Linked DNA regions of Homo sapiens: region 1 is linked to region 2. Evidence: chromatin contacts called from ENCODE Hi-C data. All regions are on one chromosome and are shown on one strand. The core of a region is the stretch at or near the end of the contact, and the rest is flanking DNA. Distances in the headings are between cores, read along the strand shown.

Evidence for each region. A loop is a pair of places that touch in the nucleus more often than their neighbours do. Pooled maps may share reads with other maps.
Region 1: a map of CD8-positive, alpha-beta T cell shows a loop between it and region 2 (17-fold over the local background). The contact joins the promoter of ELL here to the promoter of DDA1 in region 2. A Hi-C loop is called at or near these places in 2 of 168 maps with a recorded cell type or tissue (CD8-positive, alpha-beta T cell and naive thymus-derived CD4-positive, alpha-beta T cell) and 9 of 50 pooled maps.

The regions. Positions count from the first base shown.
Region 1 is chr19:18,519,919-18,524,578 of GRCh38, forward strand. ELL (elongation factor for RNA polymerase II) reads right to left here and starts at 2,152. Exons shown (of 12, transcript NM_006532.4): 1 at 2,003-2,152. The coding sequence starts at 2,137. RefSeq lists silencers at 836-885, 1,616-1,925 and enhancers at 1,141-1,656, 1,657-2,172, 2,316-2,645.
Region 2 is chr19:17,307,955-17,312,202 of GRCh38, forward strand. It overlaps DDA1 (DET1 and DDB1 associated 1), which reads left to right and starts at 1,609. Exons shown (of 5, transcript NM_024050.6): 1 at 1,609-1,703. The coding sequence starts at 1,701. RefSeq lists enhancers at 912-1,473, 1,195-1,384, 1,474-2,037 and a silencer at 1,825-1,924.

The DNA.
Region 1 (4,660 bases), core at 902-3,401, 1.2 Mb after region 2:
AGCCAGCCAAGTTGCTCTGGATGGCTTGGAAAAGTTCTTCTAGGAAGCCCCTCCTGGCTGGTCAACACACTGCCCTACACAGCTGGGCTCCGAGCCAGAGGAGTTTAACAGTCCACAGTTACCTTCACCCTAACATGAGGAAGATCCAGCTTAGAGAGGGGATGTAACCAATACCCTAAAGTAAAAATAGCAGTGTGACAGCATGAGGTGGACACACAGGCGGACCTTCTGGACTGAAAAGCAAGCGAGGGCAGCATCAGAGAGAAGGCGGAGCTCCTGGTTCCTAAAGCACAGAAGACAGTGGTGACCAGGTACCAAGTCCATCGTAGTTATATGACTCACGAGCTCTCCCCCAGCTGTTTCTAGGAAAGCCTGCCTTCCTGCAGGACAAGTCAGAATCGCTCAGGGAAAAAGACCCAGGGCCAGAATTCTACCAGGAAGAGAGGCTCTGGCTGGTCATGGGCCAGCAGCTGCTGTCGCTGCCACTGTCTCCTCCTCACCTGCAGGGGCGCCTTAGCCTCATCTTGGGGAGTCTTTTTGACAAGGTGCGAACTTGCTCTTTCAAAAAAAAATGAAATCCTCATTCCATGAAGGGGAAAACTGCGACACCGGGACAGGGAGGAAATTGCCCAAAGACATGGGAAGAAGCACGGAAGGGGTGGGCACCGGGAGAGTGGTGGAAACGAAACAGGGGGAAGAAATTCTCGGCTTAGCTAATGGAGCTGAACAAGTTCGGGGCAGGAAGAAAGCCACATTCCTTCCTAGTTAGTCTCCCTCCTCCCCCGCCCGCGGCACCCCCCCACCCCCACCATCAACAGTATACACAAACACACACACACGCAGGGAGCAGGGCTCTCTGAGCCCGAGACTAGACCCACCCCCACTCCCTTTAGGGCAATGAAGCCCCCAATTTCCAGAAAAGGAGTTACAAGGTTCCTAAACCACTTCCCCTCGGGACCTGACCACTGGTCATCTGCAACTTCTGACCCAGCACAGACGGGGGGAGGGGGGGCCATGACACAAACAGAAATGAAAAAGGCAGGTTTCTGACCACGGCCCCAGATGCGCCCCAAAGTCAGGCCCAAGAGAACATACACAGCAGCCTCCCCTCCCCACCACCAGCCAGGTGGCAGAACCGAAACGCCTCAAACTTCCCCCAGATGGGCCCAAATCGGCCTCTGAGAAGTTCCAGAGTCAGCGGCCAGATGTGGTAGCCAGAGCTTCCTCCTGGGTGGCAGGGATCCCCTACATGTGCCCTGAGGATAACATCACAGCCGCCCCCAACACTTCCACTCTCCAAGGAACCTCTCTCCGGAGAGAGAGGGTCACCTGGGGGTAAGGGGAGCAGAAAGCTGGGACAAGCTGTCAGTTTCTGCCCAAACTCCCCGTCCCAAGAACCAAAGTGGCCCAACCTGAGTGGCTTCATCGGAACGCGTCAAAGCCAGCCCCCAGCTGCAAAGCCTTCCACCCAGACAGAACAGACCCCCACAAGTGCCTCGCTGACCACCCCCTGCCGGGCACCCAGACGATCGCTGCTTCCCAGGAGGACAGACACAGTCACCCCCACCAACGGCGCTGCCCCGGCCCCAGATGGAAAAGCCCCCAGCTTCCCCCTATCACGGTGCCGGGACCGTGCGGCCCACCGCCTCCTCGCCCCGCCGCCAGGTGCGCAAACTGGACCCTGCCCAGGTGCCCAGCAGGCCAGAAAGGCCCCGGACGCCGCCAGGTGCCGACACCGACGCCCCCCGGGCCCGGCGCGCGAGTCTGGGCCCCTCAGCAGCCCCGGGCCACCCGCCTGTATTGCCTCCTAGTGCTGAGAAGGAACGCGGTTCTCAGCGCTCCAGGCCGGACTGGCGCCCACTCCGCGCCCCGCCGGCCCAGGGACCCGCGAGCAGCACCACAGACCTAGCGTCTCCGAGCCCGGACGCCTCAGTGAGGGGAGCGCGAGGCCGGCCCGCGTCCGGACGTTCCCCACTGGCGCGCCGGGCGCCATGCCACTCACCTGTCTGGCGCGGTAGCTCTCGAAGGCCCTCAGGGCACTGTCGGTGAGCTTCACGTGGAACACCGACACCTTGCTGCCGTCGCTAACCCGCCCGCACGACAGCCCGTAGCTCCTATCCTCCTTCAGCGCCGCCATCTTGCGACCATCTCTCCCCCGCGCCCCCTTCCCGGCTCCAGCGCCGCCACGCCGGCCACGCCCCGCCCCGCCGCCCGCTGACGCGCTGCATTATTCATGAGACGCGGCTGGCCACGCCCCCCGAGTCCGACCAAACCAACAGTCGCCGCCACACCGGCAGGCAGCGCACTACATTATTCAGGAGACGCGCCTGGCCACGCCCCATGAGGGCCCCACAAGGCCCACAGTCAACGCCCCAAGTTGTTGCATATTCATAAGGCACTTATGGCCCCGCCTCTTCAGGCCCTAGGGGTGGCCACTTCCGTGAACGAACTCCGCCTCAACACGCGCACCCCTCCAGGCCCCGCCTCCATAGTATTATACATAACCCTGACTCAGCCAGCCAGGCGCGTCAAAGCCCCGCCCCTACAGCCGCTGACGTGATGCATTATTTATGAGATCTCTACAGTCTTCCGTCTTTGGCTTCTGTGGAAAGCCGCAGAGAGGGCGTGGAGGGGCGGAGCCGGCTCGAAACACGTGGGTGGGTAGGCCCCGCCGCGGGCCGGGAGGGTGGGCGTGGCTATGTAAACGGAGCGCGCGCGTTGGACGCTGGGTTGGACACATAAGGCATCCCTTAGGCGGGGTGGATGGGACTTCCACCCAGGGAAGGTGCTGGACCGGTAGGTGGAAGAGGAGCTGGTAAACTTTTTCTTATGAGATGAGTACTTTTAATAGGATAAAATCCTACATCCCCACAGTCCCTGAGCGATGGTGCAGTCCAGCTTCATTTTCCTATTTTAATTTTTTTTTGAGGGGTCTTGCTGTGTTGCCCAGGCTGGAGTGCAATGGCGCCATCATGGCTCACTGCACCCTCGACCTCCTGAACTCAAACTGATCCTCCTTGTCTGGGTCTGCTGAAATGCTAGGATTACAGGAGTGAGCCACCAAGCCCAGACTTCCATTTTCTTTTCTTTTCTTTTTTTTTTTTTTTGAGACGGAGTCTTGCTCATCAGCCCAGACTGGAGAACAGTGGCGCTATCTCGGCTCAATGCAACCATCGTCTCCTGAATTCAAGCGATTCTCCTGTCTCAGCCTCTCGAGTAGCTGGGATTACAGGCGCCCGCCATCATGCCCAGCTAATTTTTGTATTTTAGTAGAGATGGGGTTTCACCATGTTGACCAGGCTGGTCTTGAACTCCTGACCTCAGGTGATCCGCGCGCCTCGCCCTCCCAAAGTGCTAGGATTACAGGCGTGAGCCACCTCCCCCAGTTTTTGTTTGTTTGTTTGTTTTTAGACAGAGTTTCGATTTCCTTGCCCAGGCTGGAGTGCAGTGGTGTGATCTCGGCTCACTGCAACCACCGCCTCCTGGATTCAAGCAATTCTCCTGCCTCAGCCTCCCGAGTAGTAGCTGGGACTGCAGGCGCCCATCACAACGCCCAGCTAATTTTTTGTATTTTTAGTAGAGACGGGATTTCACCATGTTAGTCAGGCTGGTCTGGAACTCCTGACCTCAAGTGATGCACCCACCTCGGCCTCCCAAAGTGCTGGGATTACAAGCATGAGCCACTGTGCCCGGCCAGCCTTCCATTTTCTAAAAAGCAACTTCATTGAGTCACATTTTACATATAAAATATATTCCCAATGCTGTGTAGCTGTCACCACTATCTAATTTCCGAGATTTTTTTTTCTTTTTCTTTGAGACAGAGTTTCACTCTTGTTGCCCAACCTGGAGTGCAACGGTGCCATCTCAGCTCGTTGCAACCTCCGCCTCCCAGGTTCAAGCGATTCTCCTGCCTCAGCCTCCCGAGTAGCTGGGATTACAGATGCCCACCACCACGCCCAGCTAATTTTTGTATTTTCAGTAGAGACGGGGTTTCACCATATTGATCAGGTCTCTAACTCCCAACCTCAGGTGATCCGCCTGCCTAGGGCTACCAAAGTGCTGGGACTACAGGCGTGAGCCACTGCGCCTGGCCAAGGGAGGAGCTGGCTTGGAGGGCCAACCAGCTCGCTCTGTGATCTTGTGAAAGGCACCTCCTGCTTCTGAGCCTCTGTGGATTCACTTCGGAAACAGGAAACAGCAATAAGAGCAGTACTCAGGACCTAGCAAGGTGTCTCACACCTGAAATCCCAGCATTTTGGGATGCCATGACGGGAGGATCGCTTGCACCCAAGGGCTTGAGACCAGCCTGGGTAACAGGGCTAAGCCCCCTCTCTACAAAAAAATTTAAAAAATTAAAAAAATTAGCCGGGCATGGTGGAGCACCCCTGTGGTCCCAGCTACTCCGGAGGCTGACATGGGAGGCTCTCTCAAGCCCATGGGAGGTTGAGGCTGTAGTGAACTATGTTCGCACCACTATATTCCAGCACTCCAGCCTGAGTGACAGAGTAAGACCCTGTCTCCAAAAAAAAAAAAAAAAAAAAAAAAAAAAAGCCAGGCCCCCAGTGGCTCACGCCTGTAATCCCAGCACTTTTGAAGGCCGAGGGGGCTGGATCATGAGGTCAGGAGTTCGAGACCACCACGACCAACATGGTGAAACCCC
Region 2 (4,248 bases), core at 359-2,858:
GGATTGTGAGGGCTGTAGGACTTCAGGGAAGGTACCTGACTTGCCTTTTTGAAGAATGCAGTCAGGGAAGTCTTGGAGGAAATGGCAAGGTCTGGGAGAGCCCAGACATAGAAGGAATTGGTTAGAGGTGAGGACACAGGTGGGCAATGAAGACCGCAGGTGCCCATAAATGGGGCCAAGGAGGTGGGATTGAATACTAGGGAGTTACGGGAGGTGGTTGAGCAAGACGGTGTCGAGGAGGAGCTAGGGAGTGTTATGGTTCTTATCTTCTAGGGCTGCTTTAAAAACGTAATAAACACAAGAAGATGCCGGCACGATGGCTCCCAGAACTTTGGGAAGCCAAGTCTGGAGGATTGCTTGAGGCCAGAAGTTCGAGACCAGCTTGGGAAACATAGCAAGACCCCTGTGTCTTTTTTTTTTTTTTCTTTTGAGAGGGAGTTTAGCTCTTGTTGCCCAGACTGGACTGTAGTGGCTTAATCTCGGCTGACTGACACCTCCGCCTTCTGGTTTTAAGCGATTCTCCTGCCTCAGCCTCTTGAGTAGCTGGGATGACAGGCGCCCGCCACCACGCCCGGCTAATTTTTGTATTTTAGTAGAGATGGGGTTTCACCATGTTGGCCAGGCTGGTCTCAAACTCCTGACCTCGTGATCCGCCCGCCTCGGCTTCCCAAAGTGCTGGGATTGCTGGGATTACAGGCGTGAGCCACCGTGCCCCGCCTTTTTTTTTTTGAGACAGAGTCTCCCTCTGTCCGCCAGGCTGGAGTGCAGTGGCGCGATCTCAGCTCACTGCAAGATCCGCCTCACTCACGGTTCACGCCGTTGTCCTGCTTCGGCCTCCGGAGTAGCTGGGACTACAGGCGTCCGCCACCACGCCCGGCTAATTTTTTGTATTTTTAGTAGAGACGTGGTTTCACCGTGTTAGCCAGGACGGTCTCGATCTCCTGACCTCGTGATCCACCCGCGTCGGCCTCCCAAAGTGCTGGGATTACAGGCGTGAGCCACTGCGCCCGGCTGGCTTTTTTTTTTTTTTTTTGAGACTGATTTTCGCTCTTGTTGCCCAGGCTGGAGTGCAATGGCACGATCTTGGCTCACTGCAACCTCCGCCTCCCGGGTTCAAGTGATTCTCCTGCCTCAGCCTCCCTACTAGCTGGAATTACAGGCGCAGAGATGGGGTTTCACCATGCTGGCCAGGCTGGTCTCGAACTGCTGACCTCAGGCGATCTACCCGCCTCGGCCTCCCAAAGTGCTAAGATTACAGGAGTGAGCCACCGCACCCGGCCGAACCTCGCATCTTAAAAACACACAGACACACAAAAGCTCTAGAGAGCCTCGCGGAGCTGTAAACTACAGCTCCCAAGAGACTTCGCGGCCGAGGCCTCCGCCCACTTCCGGATCTCACTTTCATTGCTTCCAAGTACCGGGAGGTGCTTTGCTTCTTCAACCGAACTTGACCACAATGGGAGGAGGCGTGGCAACCAATGGGCGCATGAGTTAGCTGGATGCGGCCAATGGAAGCGTGCAAAGCGCTCCTATGTGGGGGCGGGGCTAGACTGCACACCAATGACAGGGAGGTGGTGGCGCCATCAGTGTGGGCTGTGCCGTGGCTGGAAGTTACTGTGAGGCGGCGGCTAAGAAGGCGGCTCTGGTGGCGGCGGTGGAGGCTGAGGCGGCGGCCGAGGCGGCGACGGAGGAAACAGAAGATGGTGAGGATGGCCTCCAGGCCCCCACTCCCCCTCTGCTAGACAAAATGGCGCTGTGGTCCCACCCACCTCTAGTATCCCCCTAGGCCCCTCTCCGTTCTGCCCGGTCCCCTCAGGTCCGGCCCGCCCCTCCCACTCACCTGTGACCTTCGACCCCCGGACCCTACCGAGAGCTTCCTGCTGATCCCACTGCCACTCCTTCTCCGACCCCTGACCCCATCCAGGATACCAAGCCCTGACAACTCATTCATTTCCGGGTTGCGGCTCCCCCCGGAAATCGTCTGGGGTGGGGATGGGGTCCCGTAAGACCCCCTGGTCTGGCCTCGTTCTCAGCACGCCGGACCTGGATCTCTTCAGTTCAGGAGAATTTGGGAGGCCGGCCTGGGCCCCGGGGCGGGGGAGGGGGCTTGGCACCGCGATATGCAGGGCTTTGTCGCCAAAGGAAGTGCGACATCGCCGATTGTCCCGGTTCCCCGGGCCCTGACCCCACCTCCACCATTCTGGGCCCTTACCCGCCTCTAAGAATGAAAAACTTTTATCTCCGATCCGCATGGATTGTCCCTGTGAAATGAGGGTAGCAGTAGTCTGAACCTCTTAGGGTGGTGACAATTTAGGTAACTGACGTCGTAAAGGACTCAGGATAGTGAATGCTCAACAGATGAGCTGGGTGACTCGAGGCCAGTGACGTTCTCTTCTAGCTGTCCCCTCATTATGAAGTGTGGATCGTCCCCACCTGGCTGTTGGAAGGTTGAAATTCCTTCAGGGTTCCTCAGTCATCCTGGAATTTGGGTCTGGTGGTTCTTCGGGGTTCAGTCTCCCCACCTGAAAAGTGGGATGGTGACCCACCCTCAGAGTGGAACTAAAGCCTCTCCACAACCCCCATTAGTTGGCATCCTGAGGGCTGGGAAGGGTGATGGGAAGCTTGGTCAAGATACCTCAAGTCTCCTTTGTCCCCTGACCCAGAGTCCCAGCCCACAATCCACAGTCCTTGGGATGTGGTGGGGATGAAAGGAAGACTCCCTTTCAGGAAGGAAATGGGAAGGTGGGTTCCTAGTGTGCGGGTCCCCAAGCCTGGGAGTTGTCCTTGATACCTTGGTACAGTCTCATCCCTACAGCCAATCATAAGTGGATTAGATTGTCTCTGCCTTCTGAACACACCTGAATTCATCCATGGCTTCATGCCCTGTTGCAGGTACTGCCACTTCCCACCTGCATACCTGTCCCAGCTTCTTCCCTGGTCTCCTAGCCTTGCTCTCACCCCTTTGGCAGTTCATAATTCACCTGAACCAGAAGGAACTTTTTTTTTGGAGTCAGGGTCTCACTCTGGCGCCCAGACTGGAGGCTCAAGAGATCCCCACACCAGGCTCATTTTTGTACTTTTTGGAGAGATGGGGATTCCCTATGTTGCCCAGGCTGGTCTCAAACTCCTGGGCTCAAGTGATCCTGCCTCAGCCTCCCAAAGTGCTGGTATTACAGGTGTGAGGCACTGCATGGGGCCTGAGAAGGAGGTTGTTTTTTTTTTTTCTTTTGAGATGGAGTCTTGCTCTGTCGCCCAGGCTGGAGTGCAGTGGCATGATCTCGGCTCACTGGAACCTCCGCCTCCTGGGTTCAAGCCATTCTCCTGCCTCAGCCTCCCAAGTAGGTGGGACCCACCACCATGCCCGGCTAATTTTTGTATTTCTAGTAGAGACAGGTTTTCACCATATTGGCCAGGCTGGTCTTGAACTCCTGACCTTGTGATCCACCCGCTTCGGACTCCCAAAGTGCTGGGAGTACAGGTGTGAGCCACTGCGCCCGGCCAGAAGGAGCTTTTAAAGATGTGCATCAAATGATACCACTTTCTAGCCTATAAAATGCTCCAGGAACCCTGGCGGCTCCCCTCCTCACCCTGAGGCCCCTGGCCACCTCTATGACCTTATCTCCACTCTCTTCTCCACTCTGTCTGTGAGCTTCAGCCACCCTGGCCTTGTTTTCACTTCCTCACACTCCAGGTTCCTGCTACCCCAGGGCCTTTACACCTGCTGCTCTTTCTGCTCGGAACACTCTTCCTCCTGTGATCGAGGTCATTCCTGACTTTGGGGGGCCCCCAGTTCTCTGCTATTAGTGTACTGCTTCTCTTTCTCATCTCTTTGTTGGGTCTCTGGCAGGCTACCTGCAGTGGGACTGGCACACAGGTGTCCAGTGCGTGTCTGCTGAGGCACCTGTGAGGGCCCAGCCGTGGCTGGCATTTGTCTGGAATGAGGCCTCCCCCACCCCCTGCCCCCATGTCTCGAGGCCTTGTTTTCCAGCTTAGCATGACAGGAAGGCTGCACGTACCCTGCCTTCATTCATTTGTCCAACGCAGACATGTTGATCCTAAAGGCTGCCCCTGAGGGAGCTCTGTGCAAAGCATTCCCCTTGTTGTCTTATGACTCAGAGTAACCCTGGGAGGTGGCCCTGTTGGAATGCGTCTCTTCACAGGGAGGCCCAGAGGCTGGGAAGTCCCTCGTCCCAGGTCACACAACCAGGGACGGGCTAAGCCAGGATTGAGAGCAGAATGCCCGGAGTA